2 separate regions of the Mus musculus genome follow, and region 2 is linked to region 1. Evidence: chromatin loops called from intact Hi-C (ENCODE). Cell type or tissue: heart. All regions are shown on one strand.

Region 1 (8,000 bases):
TATTTATTTTTGTTCTTTTTGAGACAGGTCCTCTACATGGCCCTGGCTGTCCCAGAACTCACTATTTAGACTAGGCTTGCTCCAAATTTAGATCCACCTGCTTCTGCCTCCCGAGTGCTGAGATCAAAGGTGTGTGCCACCATACCTAGCCTAATACATTAAAACAAGACAAAACCAAACCAAACCCCTAAACTATATTAAACTTGATTTGAGCTTACTGTATGGCTTCTCTCTCTGTATTGATTAGACTTTTCCTAACATAGAGCCTTCAAGCAGTAGCACAGTTAGGCAAGTCTGAGAAGGGCTGGCATACTGTCAGGAGGAGCAGCTTTGTAAACCTGGGGAAGAAACGGATTAAGACCAGGGCTGGAGCTGGGCAGTGGTGGCGCACACTTTTAATCCCAGTACTTGGGAGGCAGAGGCAGGCAGATTTCTGAGTTTGGGGCCAGCTTGATCTACAGAGTGAGTTCCAGGACAGCCAGGGCTACACAGAGAAACCCTGTCTTGAAAAACAAAACAAAACAAAACAAACAAAACAAAACAAAACAAACAAACAAACAAAAAAACAAAACAAAAAAAGACCAGGGCTGGAGACAACCGTACAGGGCTTTAGTGTTATCCTATGGCACTTGCGTTTTGTCCTGAGGGACCACTAAAGGGTTCCCAGTGGGTTTGGTTAAAGCGTATGTGCTGCTTGGATTTTGTCAATTTCATGCTTATGTCTAAGTTTACCTAGACAAACCTGGGAAGAAAGGCTCTCAGTTGAGTTGCCGCCATCAGATCATCCTGTGGGCATGTCTGTGAGGCATCTTCTTGCTAATGACTGATGTGGGTGGCAAGCGGTCCTGGGTTGCATTAGTAAGCCGAGCAATTTCTGCAAGTTGAGCCAGGAAGCAGTGTTCCTCTGTGGTTGGTCTCTTCCTCAGTTTCTGCCTCTAGGTTCCTGCTTCTGCCCCTACCTTCACTTCTCCCTCTATGATGGCCTATGGTCAGAGCGGGTAAGCCCCAGGATTATCATTGCATCAGAAAAGTAAACTGAGACAGTATGCTTCTGATAGATCACCAGTTCCCATGTACGGTGATGGGAATGTTAAGGCGGGTCAGGGGTCTCTGTTTTGAGTTGTTATTCTCATTGATAGAATAGTTTGAAAACAGACACAGAAAGAAGCTTGGAGCTGGTGATTTCATTAAAGCCAGAGAGAAGCAATGGGAGAGAAACTGATTGTCCCAACAACTGCTGGGGGCATGAGGCGTGGGGTGGGGGACAGGGGCTGGAGAGGAGACACAGTTAGGCCTTTTGCTTTAGGCATGGAGATTGGCAGCAGCTGAAGAAAGCCAGGATATCTGCAGGGGAACAGTGAGAAAGTCCAGAGTCTCAGAGAAAGCATGCCTGGGCTTTCGGCCAGCATTTGAAAACGAGATAGAAAGAAAAGGAAGAGGGGATACTCTGAGCAACAACTCAAACTCCAGGCTGAGCAGGGGAGATCTACAAGGAACTGCTGTCTGTGAGAGAGTTCTTAGAGGGTCCAAGTACATTATTCCACTGAGGGGATAACTTCTCCCATCCTTTCAGCTTGTCTTAAGGTGAATCAGCTTTCCTGAGGGCCGGTCTTCTAGCCAGCCGATTGGCAGGTCCAATTAGATCAACTTTCTGAAAACTCGGTTCATTCATTCATTCATTCTGTGTATGTGTTGAGTGGGGCATGTACACATGGACAAGCCTTGGGAATCAGTCATCTTCTACTATGTGGGGTCCCAGAATTGAACTCAAGTCCTCAGGTTGAACAGGAAGTGCTGTTAGCTGCTGAGTCAGACCAAAATGTCATGTCTCTAACCCAGAGCCAATATAGAAGTCAGATTCCATTCTTTGGATCAGGAGGAAGTAGCTTTCCCTTAACAAAGCCTTGATACCTTCCCTTTTTCATATGAAATTTCATTTATTTACTTATTTAATTTTTATGGGCTGATGTTTTGCCCGTATGTCTGTGCAGCACAGTGTACCCGGTGCAAGTGGAGACCAGAGACGGAGTCATTTCCCCGGAACTGGAGCTACTGGCTGGTTTTGTGTCCACTTGACACAAGTCAACACAGAGCGTCGGTTGAGGAAATGCCTCATGAGGTCCAGCTGTAAGGCATTTTCTCATTAGTGTTCAAAGGGGAGGGCCCAGCCCATGGTAGGTGGTGCCATCTCTGGGCTAGTGGTTCTGGGTTCTAGAAGAAAGCAGGCTGAGCAAGCCATGGGAAGGAAGCAAGACAGTTAACCAGCCCACTATAGCATCTGTATCAGTTCCTGCTTCCAGTCCTGTGTGGGGCAGTAGACTGTGAGGAAGCCTGATAAGGTTGAGCTGGGTTGGAAGCCCCAGGACCCAAAGGGGAGGTAAGAGCTTCGCCTGCTCTTGATGTCAGGTCCGTCATGGAGCCCCAGCCCCAGAGACCATGGGTCACATAGGGGCAGTGACTCCAAGCTCCTCCCCACGTGTAGATGAGGCATCCCAAATATCTCCAAAGAAGCCAATAGGAAGCACCTGCTGTCAGACCCCAACCCATCCCAAAACTGTATATAAGATCCTATCCAGAAGGAATCAAGGTGTGTGGCAATTACTCTGTCACCTGAGAGCATCTGTCACAAGAGCTGTAACAATTCCTGGGAAGAGAACGCTCTCCCAAGGCTTTCACCACTAGCAGCTTCGTCCCTGAACCTCTGCTTGCTAGCTGAGCCCTCTGCTGCTCTTCTCTGCGCACGACTTGGCTGGCCAAAGATCTCTGAGGATAGCATCTGGTATGCAGACTGGCTGGCCATGCTTGAGTTCCTGTCCTGGCTTCTCCAGAGATGGACTATAATATGGGATTGTAAGATGAATAAACCCTTTCCTGCCAAATTTGGTCATGGTGTTTTGTTACACCAATAGAAACCCTAAAACGGTTGTGAACCACCTTGTGAGTGCTGGGAATTGAACCCAGGTCTCTGGAAGAGCAGCTGGTGCTTTTTTTTTTTTTTTTTTTTTCCGAGACAGGGTTTCTCTGTGTAGCCCTGGCTGTCCTGGACTTCACTCTGTAGACCAGGCTGGCCTCAAACTCACAGGGATCCAATTGGCTTCTTTAAAACGCTTAAAACATTTTCTTTTTTTCCTTTTGGACAACGATTTGCTGACTCATTGTGATGGATGGACTTCCTCTAGCAGCCAAGTGAGTCCTTCTCCTTCCCAGGCTTTGAGGATTCGTCAAGATCTTGTCAAGTTTCTTCGACCTTCTCTGGCCTCAGCAGCTACTTCCAGAGCCAGCTTCCTCCCTTAGAGCACAAGTGTCACCTGGTGTGGTGGGACACATGTAAAGCCCTGTATAGTGACTCCAGCTCTTGTCTTAATCTGTTTCCTCCCCAGGTTTACAAAATTGCTGCTCCTCCTGACGGTATGCCAGCCCTTCTTATTCTTACCCAACTTTGCTACTGCTAGAAGGCTGTGTTGGGAAGAGTTTAGTCAATAAGGAGAGAGAAGCCATATAGTAAGCCCAAATTGAGCTTAATATAATTTATCTAAAAAAAAAAAGTTTTAGGCTGGGCATGGTGGTACATAACTTTAATTCTAGCACTTTGGAAGCAGACACAAGTGGGTTTCGGTGAGCTGGAAGCCAGCCTGGTCTACAGAGTTTCAAGATAGCCAGGGCCTCACAGAGAAACCCTGTCTTGGAAAAAAAGAAAAGAAAAGAAAAAGAAAGATCCTTCTGTTTGAAATCATTTCCTTTCCTGCTGACAGGAGTCAAGGAAAGAAAAAGTTGAGCATGGAGAGGAAGTGCCTGCTGGGAGCAGGGCTTGCCTTCCTCCAACCTCAATTTCCCCATTTTAGCTGAAGACAATGAATAAAAATACCCACTCAAGCCCGGGCTACATAGTGAGATCCCCGCTTGAAAACAAAGAAGGTGGAGGATGTGGTTCAGTTGACAGGGTGCGCGGGAGGCACAGCACTTCAGACACCCATCTTGGTGGCACACTCCTGTAATCCCGGGAGTGCTGGGATTAAAGAGGTACACTCCCCACCCCAAGGCAAGAGACTCCATCTCAAAACAAACCAACCCGCCACAGCAGAATAGAGAGAGAACAAAACCTAAGGTAAAGCCATGAGCTATTCTTACTTGAAACATAATGAAAACCTTAACGATTTCCCTTCTCCTCCTCGTTTCACACACACATACACGCGCGCGCGCAGAATAATATGATTTCCCGGTTGCTCCCGAGCAGATCCACAGTGCTTTTTTTTTTTTTTTTAATTGTGGGGCACCAAGTAACTCCTATCTTTCCTCTTCTTTAGCGGGTGCTGATGGTCACCAACACAACCAGTTCCCTGTGCCTGAGCGCCGACCAAACGTGACCCTCTCCCCTCCATTCTTGGCTTCCAACTCCACCCAAAGGCCCCATGAATCACGTCTTCGCAAGAGTTGCACTCCTAGGCAATGTGACTGAGCAAGATGGTCCTCTGCCCTAAGCCGAGAATAGGATAGGGTTCCATAGGACCCCCAACCCACGTGCTCCAAGCCTCCCTCCTCAGGAGCCACCTTCCGGTCCGACGAAAACTACATTTCCCAGGGTGCATAGAGGCGGGTCCTTGCTTCAGGCAGGGGCCCCTGGCGGTGTGCCGTTCCGTCGCCTGTTCGGGGGCGCGCGAGCTAGCACGAGGACAGGGCCAAAGACCCGGAATGAGTTTCCGCGTAGTTCCGCCGTGCCGTGTCTCGATGTGCTTGGCCGTGCCGGGCCAGGACAAGCGTGGGTGGGGGCCTAAGTTGGTGGTACTGGCGACAGGCGCTCGGGACAGCCCGAGTCTTGCTGAGGTCCCCGCCCCGTCCCGGCCGGGCCGGCCTGTCTGTCAGTCACTGGGGCGGAGGCAGCGACCGTAGCGGGGCCAACGCCGGGAGGCGAACAGATCGCGGGCCAGGCGAACGGAGGGGACCTATCTCAGTCCCCCAACTCTACCGACTCTGCCCCAGACTCACGAAACTGCAATCCCGTGCTTCCTTGGACGTCTCCGTATCTCGCGAAGGGCTCTCTCCCGGGTGATCTCCCAGCCCCCCTGACCTCATAGCATCTAGAAGCTCGTCCAGACTGGGGTGTTATGGGTACAGGCCGTTGATTCTGTGACCCCTCACGGGCCAGGGCCTCTGTTTCCCCTATAGGCCTCCCTCCCCTATGACTTTTGATTCAAGGGACAGAGCTGTGACCTCCCACTAGGACCCTTGTCTGGGAGTACCTCACGGACGCCTCCCTTCTGGGAGCCGCCTTAGCGGGTCCCTTTCCGAAGAGCACATCTTTTGACCTCTGCAACCCACTCCCCCTCCAAACGAGGTGGGCAGGCCTCGGCAGCCATGCCCGCCCTGGGCATCCCCTCATCCCACCACCTCCCGGGTACTCAAGCCGGGGTCTAGCAGGGGGCCGACAGCCAAAGGGCTGGGGCAAGAAAGAGATCAGGGTCCACCTCCCTGCCAGGCAGGGAGCAAAGATGGAGCGGCGGGAGGAGCAGCTGGGGGCTGCAGGGGCTGGAGCAGCACCAGCCTTGGACTTCACTGTGGAGAACGTGGAGAAGGTATGAGGGCCTTGGGGTGGGCACTCCAGTGACAGAGCAGAAGTTCTGGGGACTGACACTAATGCCAAAGCTCAGACGCGGGCTCAGTGCCCGCTGGGATGATGCCCCCAGAGCACCTGGTATTTACCATCTCTCTTGGGCAGCCGGCTTGGACAGCAGTGTTGCAGTGCCTAATGGGCTATTTTGGGCTTTCTGTAGACACAGGTCCCCTTTCGGATAGATACTCTAGGATCTTAGGTTGTTCCCTGTAGGGTGCTGAAGGGTTTAGACTTATAACCAAATCGGCTCCTGCCCAGATCCAGGAGAAAAGCAGGCGGAGTTCTGGAGGGAACCAGAAACTCACAAGACCTGCCACTCAGCCACCCCCACCCCCACGTTAGAAACCACACGGATGCTGAATGATCCTGGACCCGACTCACTTTTTTTCAGTCAAAGGCTCACAAAGATATCTGGAGCTAAACCCGTCTGAGTTATATGTTCATTTATCTTCAGAAAGGGTCTTTTCCTTATTGGATGGAAGTCAAACCGGTCCTGGACAGGCAGGAGTGTGCCTGGCTCTCTTGTTTTGTGCTGGGTCCAAGGGGCTTGGCTCTGCTGGCAACTTTACAGGGCCCTTCCTTCCTTACCTGCCCACATGGCTTTCTGCCATGGCCTCCTTCCAGACTTCTCCATTGCCCAGGCCATCTTTTTCTATTCTATTCTTCTCCCAGCAGCCTGGAATGCAGGAATGCACCCGCCCCACCCCCAATACTCCCAAGGATGATCCGAGAGGTAGGGGTATCCTACTGGATAGCAAGGGGCAGTCATAGAAAAACATTTGTTGTTCTTGAGGCTTGTTTACCTAACAAATGTTGAGAACACATATCTTCTTGTTCGGTCTCTTGTCTCCTTTTGCTTCCTTGAGTGGCTGGCTGTACAAGGGACAGTAGCCATAACTGGCTTTCAGGGGGCGGGAGGGTACAGATTTGGTTAATCCTAGTTGGATGGAGTCCATTTAGGGAACCTGGCTGGCCCTTGGGGCTGGACAGTGTTGGCATGGTGGCACATGGTTGGTTTCATGTGCTGCCAGGGAGATGAGCCATTGTTTTCTCTCTGCATGAAGTCCCAATGGAGTTGGGCCTTGGGGATTCTGCTGCTGACAGCTCCCGGGTAGGCACTTGCTTAGGCTGCTTCTGGCCAAGGCCTCTCTGCATCATCTGATTGGAGACTTACTTGTACTCTCTGAAGATGTATGTTCCCACCCTCCCTTCCAGTGTATCCGTTCCAGAGCTACCTGGCCTGAAGCAGTCCTTCTCAGATTTCATACTGGCTTTAGTGCCAGCCTCTGGAGTGACCTCGGGATGATCCTGGGGGAGCAGATGGAGTTTGCTTGTTGGAATCAATGGGAGGAGCTGTATCTAAAGAGCCAGGCTCCTTCAGGCTGTTCTGTACTTGTCTGGAGCTTACATTTATTCCCCGTGGAGTCATTCCCTCCTCCTAGGCCTTGCCCTTACATACCTCCCTGTGGGACGAGCCCAGCCCCGGCCTTTTCTGCTTTCCTGTGGAGAGTCCCTCTCAGAACCCGTTTGTACTATAAGAAGAGAATATGATAGAGCATGGGCAAGATTCAGGCTTTCAAAAGGTCAGCGGAATCCTGAGCTCTCTCCCTTCCTACTCACTCCGTCTTCCCCCAAGTCAGGGAGAGGCAGCATCTTGCAGGACCGAGTCCCACCCTCTGTTCTGGGCTCTGGCAGGATCCAGAGTAGCCAGCACCTGCTCAGTCCTGTGCTGTCCTGCAGGCGCTGCACCAGCTCTACTACGACCCCAATATTGACAACAAGAACCTGGCTCAGAAGTGGCTGATGCAGGCCCAGGTCTCTCCACAGGCCTGGCACTTCAGCTGGCAGCTACTACAGCCAGACAAGGTGCCCGAGATCCAGTACTTTGGGGCCAGTGCCCTGCACATCAAGATCTCTCGCTACTGGAGCGACATCCCCACCGACCAGTATGAAAGCTTAAAGGCACAGCTCTTCACCCAGATCACCCGCTTTGCCAGCGGCTCCAAAATTGTGCTGACTCGGCTGTGCGTGGCGCTGGCCTCACTAGCTCTCAGCATGATGCCTGACGCTTGGCCATGTGCTGTGGCAGATATGGTTCGGCTCTTCCAGGCTGAGGACTCGCCGGTGGATAGCCAGGGCCGTTGCCTGGCCCTGCTAGAGTTGCTGACAGTACTGCCCGAGGAGTTTCAGACCAGCCGCTTGCCCCAGTACCGCAAAGGTCTGGTGCGGACCAGCCTGGCTGTGGAGTGTGGGACTGTCTTCCCATTGCTGGAGCAACTGCTACAACAGCCCAGCTCTCCTAGCTGTGTGCGTCAGAAGGTGCTCAAGTGCTTCTCCAGTTGGGTGCAGCTGGAGGTACCCCTGCAGGACTGTGAGGCGCTCATTCAGGCTG
Region 2 (8,000 bases), 260 kb before region 1:
GTTTTTGGGGCTGGGCGCTGGGCGCTTGCCCTCCTGGCTCCCAAAGATGTAAGCAATAAAGTTTTGCCGCAGAAGATTCTGGTCTGTGGTGTTCTTCCTGGCCGGTCGTGAGAACGCGTCTAATAACAGCACTCTTAACCGCTGAGCCATCTCTCCAGCCCCACCACATGCTTTTAACCACTGAACAATCTCTCCAACTCCAAGCAGTAGGAATAGGAGAAAAAAAAATTTTTTTTTTTGGTTTTTTTTCGAGACAGGGTTTCTCTGTATAGTCCTGGCTGTCCTGGAACTCACTTTGTAGACCAGGCTAGCCTCGAACTCAGAAATCCGCCTGCCTCTGCCTCCCAAGTGCTGGGATTAAAGGCGTGTGCCACCACCGCCTGGCAGGAGAATATTTTTTTAAGAGTTATTTATTTATTTTATGTATATGAGTACACACTGTAGCTGTACAGATGGTTATGAGCCTTAATGTGGTTGTTGGGAATTGAATTTGGGACCTCTGCTTGCTCCGGTCAACCCTGCTTGCTCTGGGATTTATTTATTTATTATTATAAGTAAGTACACTGTTGCTGTCTTCAGACGCAATATGTGGTTGCTGGGATTTGAACTCAGAACCTTTGGAAGAGCAGGCTTACTCACTGAGCCATCTTGCCACCCCCGAGGAGAATCTTAAATTCAAGAATTCAAGACTACCTTAAATCAAGAACAACAGCCAGGTGTGGTGGCGCATGCCTTTAATCCCAGCACTCAGGAGGCAGAGGCAGGCGGATTTCTAAGTTCGAGGCCAGCCTGGTCTACAAAGTGAGTTCCAGGACAGCCAGGGCTACATAGAGAAACCCTGTCTTCAAAAACCAAAACCAAAACCAAAACCAAAACCAAAACCAAAACCAACAACAACAACAAAAACCCCCAAGAACAATAACAAAAGAGTTAGCAAGATCACTTAGCTGGTAAAAGATGCTTGCTGCCAAGACAGACAATCCAGGTTGAATCCCTAGGACTCATAGGGTAGAAGGACTGAATCTCGAAAATTGTCCTCTGGTCTTTGTATGAATATGCACTGCCCTTCAACAAATATATGAACATATTATTATTTTGGAGAGTCTCACCATTATTCCTGCCTGGTTTGGAACTTACTCCTTAGACCAGGCTGGCCTTGAAGTCACAGACGTTCACCTGCCTCTGCCTCTGCCTCCTGAGTGCTGGAATTAAAGGCATTGCACCATCAGGTCCACCCAAAATAGATATAATTTTAAGAATTAGAAAAAATGAATATTATCAATTAAAATATTGGGAGTGCCAGGAATCGGGAGGCAGAGGCAGGTGTCTCTCTGGGATCTTGGTAAGTTTGAGAGGCTACCCTGATCTACAGAGGAAGTTCTAGGACAACCAGAGCTACACAGAAAACCCTTACCTTGAAAAATCTATCGATCTATCGATCTATCTATCATAATATATGATCAATATAAATATCACACATATACACACGATAGTTAATGTCCCTTCTCCTTCTCTTCTTCCTTCTTTTGGAGTTGGGGTTTTATGTTGTCCATGCTGGCTTGGAATTTGCTATGTAGCCCAGGATGTCCTTGAACAACTTTTTTTGTTTTGTTTTGAGACAAGTTCTAAAATGTACCCCTGGCTGTCCTGAAACTCCTTATGTAGACCAGGGTGGCCTCAAGCTCACAGAGATCCACCTGTCTCTGTCTCCCAAGATCTGTAATTAAAGACGTGCCACCATGCCCAGCTATGAACTTCTGATTTTCTTGCCTCTACCCCTCAAGGGCTAAGATTGGTAGGCTTGTGCCATGATGCCCACATATCTATCTCTGTATCTCTCCCTCTTATATATAGAGACAGGGTTTCTCTGTATAGCCCTGGCTGTCCTGGAACTCACTTTGTAGACCAGGCTGGCCTCAAACTCAGAAATCTGCCTGCCTCTGCCTCCTGAGTGCTGGGATTAAAGGCGTGCACCACCATGCCCGGCTGCATCTCTCCCTCTTAAGAAAGAGTCTTACTATGTAACTCTGGTTATCCTGGAACTACCTATTCCAGGCTGGCCTCTCATTTTTTTTAAAGCACCCTTTTCATCAGATATGTGCCTAGATATTTAACCCATAGCATTCTATGAAGTATCTCCTTTTAGTTAACATTGGTAAACTCTTGCCATCCATCTCAACTCTCCTGAATTTGTTCCCCTTGAAAAATCCAGGCATGGACGAGAAGTTGTTTAAAAACTTTTTTTTTTTTTTTTTTTTGGTATTTTTTGAGACCGGGTTTCTCTGTATAGCTCTGGCTGTCCTGGAACTCACTTTGTAGACCAGGCTGGCCTCAAACTCAGAAATCTGCCTGCCTCTGCCTCCCAAGTGCTAGGATTAAAGGCATGTGCCACCACCGCCCAGCTTACTTTTTTTTTTTTTAACCTATTTATTTAGTGTGTTTGTGGCGGCGGTGACACTGCAATCCACTAAAGTCAGAGGACATCTTGTGAACTTGTATTGATTCTCTCCTTCAACAGCTTACCTCAGATCATAAGACTTGTGCCTTTCCTCTCAGTCATCTCTCTGTACCGAAGGGTTGGTTTTGAAAGCAGTTCAAACACAATACAACTCTTCTTCCCGGTGCTATCGGGAATTTTGCTCATGTTTTATGCCCTAGTGAGTTCTCCTCCTTATTTGACTTATAAGGGTGTTAACCTCTCTTTCTTCATCGTCCTTGACAATCTGGGAACTCCTTAAGGCTGCTCACAGCCTCTCAGGAACTGCTCCTAATGACTTCTAGGGATCCTGTTCGGCCCCCTGAAGTGCCTTTAATGATTCTTAGAATCACCCTGTTCGCTCCAAGAGCTGCTAATGACCCCAAATTTTCGCTCAAGGGGAGCCGCTTTTAAAAAGCCTCAGGGATATCTTCCTTCAGGATCTGTCCTAATGACCCCCCAGGGCTCCTTCTCCTGGAGCAGATCTTTACCTAACCCGCCTTGCCAGCAGGCGAGGGGCTTCTTAGAGAAGAGAGTCAAACTGAGAGTACTGGGCAAACTTGGACATGCTGGTCACGTTCTCTGAACTCCTTGACTTTAGAAACTTTCCCGGAGGTCTTCCATCGCCTTTATATCTTAGGCAAAGGAGTTACTCCAAGAAAATTAGGCTTATCCTTTCGCTAGAAACATCCTATAACCACCTGCTCGCCCTTCCCCATAACCGGCTAGCCCATTTCAGGGTATTCGCTTCTTTCTACCCAGCTTAACTATGGAGATCTGAGTCAGCCTCTGATAGGCTAACTCTGGATCCAGCCCTGATGCTCAGTGGCCCCAGTCCCCGGAGGCTCAGCGTTTTCTCCTGGCAACAGCTCGAGACGACGCTCATAGGCTAAGCGGACTCGTAGTTCCAGACGCCGAGTCGGTGTAGTGAGTGTTCATTGGTTAGCTGAGGACCTAAAGCCATTCTTGGGTTGGTTGACTATGGGCTCTGTGAGGCTGCGCAGAGTCAGACTTTAAAGGAGGCGGAGCTCTGTCTTTCGCCCTCAAGAAAGACAGTGGGATCGGCGAGTGGCGACAACAGCAATCGGGCCTGAGCCCTGCTAGGGCTTTAGGCTCCAGGTGAGAGCCATCGGGTTTTGGATTCCCCAAGGGGTTGATGCTGCCAAAACCCTTGGCCGTGAGCTCCAGTGGGGGAGGGTGGTGAGGTGGGTCTTTCTGTGCTCTGTGATCGACATGGGGTTTGAGCAATAGAGAAAGGAGCTTCTAAAATAAGTTTTGCGATTGGTTCTTTCCAATCTCTAGTGGCCAATGGGCGTCGGGAGAGGGGGGCGGGCCCACTGGGCCTTATTTTCTTCTTCCTGCGGCCGGGCCTCCCTCGCCTAGGCGGTGGGGCCGGGAGGGGCAGTGTCTGTAAGTGGTGTGTGGGGACACTGGGAACCGGGCTGCCTTTGGAGGGATGCCGCGGGGGTGGCTGCGGGGGCGGAGAGTGCGGGAGTTTCAGGTCACTGTTAGCAACAGCTGCCTTTATGGAGTGCTTACCGGGCCTAGCGTTTAGGGCTCGCTTGCATCATCTAAGTTAATCATACGATCCATCAAGGCAGGGGTTTGGGGTCCCCATTTTGCAGGTGGAGAAACTGAGACTCATCCAGTCCATTCACACAGCCAAGGTGTTAAAAAGTGACAGAGATCAGACCGGTATTCAGAGTTTTCACTCTAGAGCCGAAGGTTTAGCTCCCGGTACTCTTTGCTTTGTTGCTGAAGGCGGACGGGAAGGTGCCCCAGACCAGATTTCCCCAAGGGAATAGATCGCGGGAATGGAACCCTAGAGTTAAAGTAATGGGATGATCCGCTAAAGTGAGCAGAGGATATGAGTTATTCAGCAGTTACTGAGTGCCTACTTTGTGGCGAGCATTGTTCTAGCTTCTGGACACACAAAGATAAACAGAGCTAGAGGCAGATGAAGCAACATTGTGACCACCTTTGAAGCCCAGGGGAGGAGCCCCAGTCTGATATTTATGATACCTTTTTGTAAAAATTTCAAAAGTAGAATATATTGAAAATTTCCTTTTAAAAGGAAAAGTCTCCTAAATTGAATAGGCTTCAAGTTCCTCCACACTTTCAGAGAAGTCTTAGTTCATGTAAGTATTAGAGCTGAGGTAGCAGAAAGTGGTAGAAGATGCTTTAGAGGGGGCACTTTGGATACATTTCCTGGTATGTAAAGCAGGGATAACAGTATATCTTTTATGCAAAGTTAATGAAAAATGCCTAGCCAGAAATCCCTCCCTTGGAGTGGAATGGAAACCCAAGAGTTACCATGACAGGGTTTCTGTTTAATGCCCTGGAGTTTGCCTCCATGCTGCTTCCCAAAACCCATGCTAGGTTGTGGGCAGGTTGTAGGCAGCTTTCTCCTGTATAGTGAGTAGGACTGCCAGTGGCTTTGAGGAAACAGAACTCCTGGGCTGTGAGTGAGGAGGTCCAGTGAAGGACATACCAGTTTTGCTTCTAAACTGGCTCCTTTTTAGCATGCATTGTCTTTTTCTGGTTGTGGCGATTGTGGCGATCTGTTGTATTACCAACACTGGGTTTAGGCTCTGCCCACTTACTTGAGGACCTCATCCAAAAATGTCTATGTATTTTCTCCCGGCAGTTGGGGAGTGTGCCCTGTATTGCCAGCTCATTGCCTGCTTTCAGTGCAGTTGAGCCATCGGAGTTCATTGAGTACTGCTGAAACCATTTTGATTTAGATAGAAGAGTTTCCCTTCAGTGTTTTAAACTCCTAACATACTGTTACTATCAAAGTACTTTTAAAACTTGAACCCCCTGAAGCCTTAGAGTCTGCAGCTAAGTGACTTCTCAGTGGTTTAGAATCTTGTGATGCCGTGCTCCAGAAAACAGCCCATAGGAAGCTTTTTAGAAGCTCTGGCTGTCCTAGAACTCATTCTGTAAACCAGGTTGACCTGCCTCTGCCTCCTGAGTACTGGGATTAAAGGAGTGTTACCACCACCACATTATTCCCCTTGACCAGGTGTACTCATTGTAGATGTTGGATTACTAACTCTACATCCTGCCTTCTTTCTCCCTCGTGCTGGGCTGCTGGGCATCTTCTGGTTTCCTCGGGTTCTTTTTTTTTTTTTTTTTTTTTTAAAGATTTATTTATTTATTATATGTAAGTACACTGTAGCTGTCTTCAAACAATCCAGAAGAGGGAGTCAGATTTTGTTACGGATGGTTGTGAGCCACCATGTGGTTGCTGGGATTTGAACTCCGAACCTTCGGAAGAGCGGTCGGGTGCTCTTACCCACTGAGCCATCTCACCAGCCCCCTCGGGTTCTTTTTAAACGGAACAGATTCTGCTTGTCCATCTAGTCCATTTAAATAAGCATTGTAGTAGGGGGCAGTTCCTTGTCACTTACTTTTGTTCTCTTAACACTTCAGGTTTTTATCCTAGCAAAATCGGCCTCAAAAACAGAGAAGACAAGATGGCTTCTGAATCAGAAACTTTGAACCCCAGTGCTCGGATCATGACCTTTTACCCCACCATGGAAGAGTTCCGGAACTTCAGCCGCTACATTGCCTACATTGAATCCCAAGGAGCTCATCGGGCTGGGCTAGCCAAGGTAGGGAGCAGGAATGTGAACCTGCTTCGGCAGCCGCTATGAGAATATTTCTGGCCTCTGTAATTGGAAATTAGTGGCGGGCTTGTACTTATTTGCATTGAATTACTGATGCTCCTCTCTCTCCAGTCCAGTCTTCCTTTCACACAGCCTGTGGCAATCATGTTTCCTGAGTCCCTAAAGAGGAAATGGACAGTGGTGCTATTTTTTTTTTTTCTAAGTGAACACCAGGAAAAAACCTGAGTAGTCCTGATCCTTGCTGATAGGATGGTATGCAGGTGGGACAGGAAAGGGACATACAGAGCCAGTGTCCCCAGGCCTGGCCTGGGGCTCCATGGTTTACAGCTTTTACCTGCCACTGGCATTCCCAACACCTGCCCCTCTCATTTTGGTCCCCCCTGCACTGATACAGTTCGGTTTCCCTCAGGGACTTTCTTCAAGGGAGAGACTCACTGGCCAGGCCACATAAGGGTTCTGGTCTCTGTAGTTTGGAGTTGGTTTCTATTCTTCCTATGCACTGAAGTAGGGCCGCCCTCCCGACCCCTAGTCAACCAACCCTTTCTATGTTCAGTCACTCACGAGGTTTTCTGAGTCCCCCACGGTAACGCGATTGCATTTCGGAAGGAACCCTTTCAGACTGATGCGGAAGACTTCCTCTGAGCCAAGGGGAGCTGTCCCGCCGTTTCAGTTTGAATTCCCTGCTGTATGTGTGTACGGGTTCACTTTTTGTTTTTGTTTATCATGGGACTGAAGATTCAGATCTAACACTCTATACCTCTGAGTTAGTTACCTTTTTTGTTTTGTTTTGTTTTGCTTTTGCTTTTGTTTTTGTTTTAGAGCCAGGGTTTCTCTGTAGCTCTGGCAGGCTGGTCTCAGACTTAGATCCACCTGCCTCTGCCACCCAGTGCTGGGATTAAAGGTGTGTGCCACCACGTCCGACTCTGACCTTTTTTTCCCTAGCCCGTTACTCTTTTGATATAGAAAAAGAAAAAGAAAAAAAGAAAAAAATATATACACAAAATCCAAGGATTTCAGTTCCAAAGTTGAGGACTAGTCTTAGACTTTGGTGTCTTTCTTCTCTGAGGCTCCCGTCAGCTGTCTCAGAGAAAATGGCTCGTTCACACAGTAGTAGGCCCTGCAGGGCCCACAGTATAGCTTTACAACACATGGTGAGGGTATAAATTGATATACGTATTAGATTTTATATAAAAGCTGTTTGGGTTTTTATGATGCATATCCATTATTTTCTTTCATAAGAGCCATAATAATTACTGTTTTCTCAGTTTTATGTTAGCCTAGGCGAGTTTAGAGTGGACTAGGTAGTCATGTTGGTCTCAAATAGGAGATAGCCTGGAGTACTAGTACAATGGGTGTCGCCCAGCACTTCTGCTTCCGTTGCTTTGTTTGCAAAAGAACTCTGGGCTGTTCAAGAACCCACTCTTCAATCAGATAAGGCGCCTAGGTTTACAAGTTCTGTTTTGCTTAGGTCACTGAGATTATGGGGTGGGCAGTGTTCTCGTGACAGCGTGACTTCCTGGGTTTGGGGGAGTGTAAGTGAATCAGAGTTACTTTCTGGTAAAATGGACCGCTAGTCTGGACAGTGGCCTACACACTTGTGGGATTCTGACTTGCCCGTTTCTCATCTGCCCCCTTCTCCATGCCTTGTAGGTCGTTCCTCCCAAAGAGTGGAAGCCTCGAACATCCTACGACGATATTGATGATCTAGTCATCCCTGCGCCCATCCAGCAGCTGGTGACTGGCCAGTCTGGCCTCTTCACTCAGTACAACATACAGAAGAAAGCCATGACCGTTCGTGAGTTCCGCAAGATCGCCAATAGCGACAAGTGAGTGGAGATGCTTTGGCGGGGAGGCGGGGGCGTTCCATTTTGTTCTGCTTTGGTTTGGAGACG

Evidence for each region. A loop is a pair of places that touch in the nucleus more often than their neighbours do. Peaks named below come from ENCODE experiments on the same cell type or tissue, not always from the same donor. Only the 100,000 strongest peaks of a DNase experiment are listed, where the experiment ranks them.
Region 2: a loop joins it to region 1, with 2.8 times the contacts of the local background. A loop is called at or near these places in 2 of 42 quality-filtered maps.

What each region holds. Positions count from the first base shown.
Region 1 is chr4:117,911,858-117,919,857 of GRCm38, reverse strand. It overlaps Ipo13 (importin 13), which reads left to right and starts at 4,859. Exons shown (of 20, transcript NM_146152.3): 1 at 4,859-5,570; 2 at 7,349-8,000. The coding sequence starts at 5,487. In heart, a CTCF peak has its summit at 4,623; DNase peaks (open chromatin) are centred at 4,597, 4,827, 5,527, 6,227 and 1 weaker place; H3K4me3 peaks cover 3,548 bases; H3K27ac peaks cover 3,123 bases; H3K27me3 peaks cover 304 bases.
Region 2 is chr4:118,175,488-118,183,487 of GRCm38, reverse strand. Kdm4a (lysine (K)-specific demethylase 4A) reads left to right here and starts at 3,445. Exons shown (of 22, transcript NM_001161823.1): 1 at 3,445-3,595; 2 at 5,912-6,093; 3 at 7,759-7,934. The coding sequence starts at 5,956. In heart, a CTCF peak has its summit at 3,865; DNase peaks (open chromatin) are centred at 3,397 and 3,747; H3K4me3 peaks cover 2,603 bases; H3K27ac peaks cover 2,319 bases.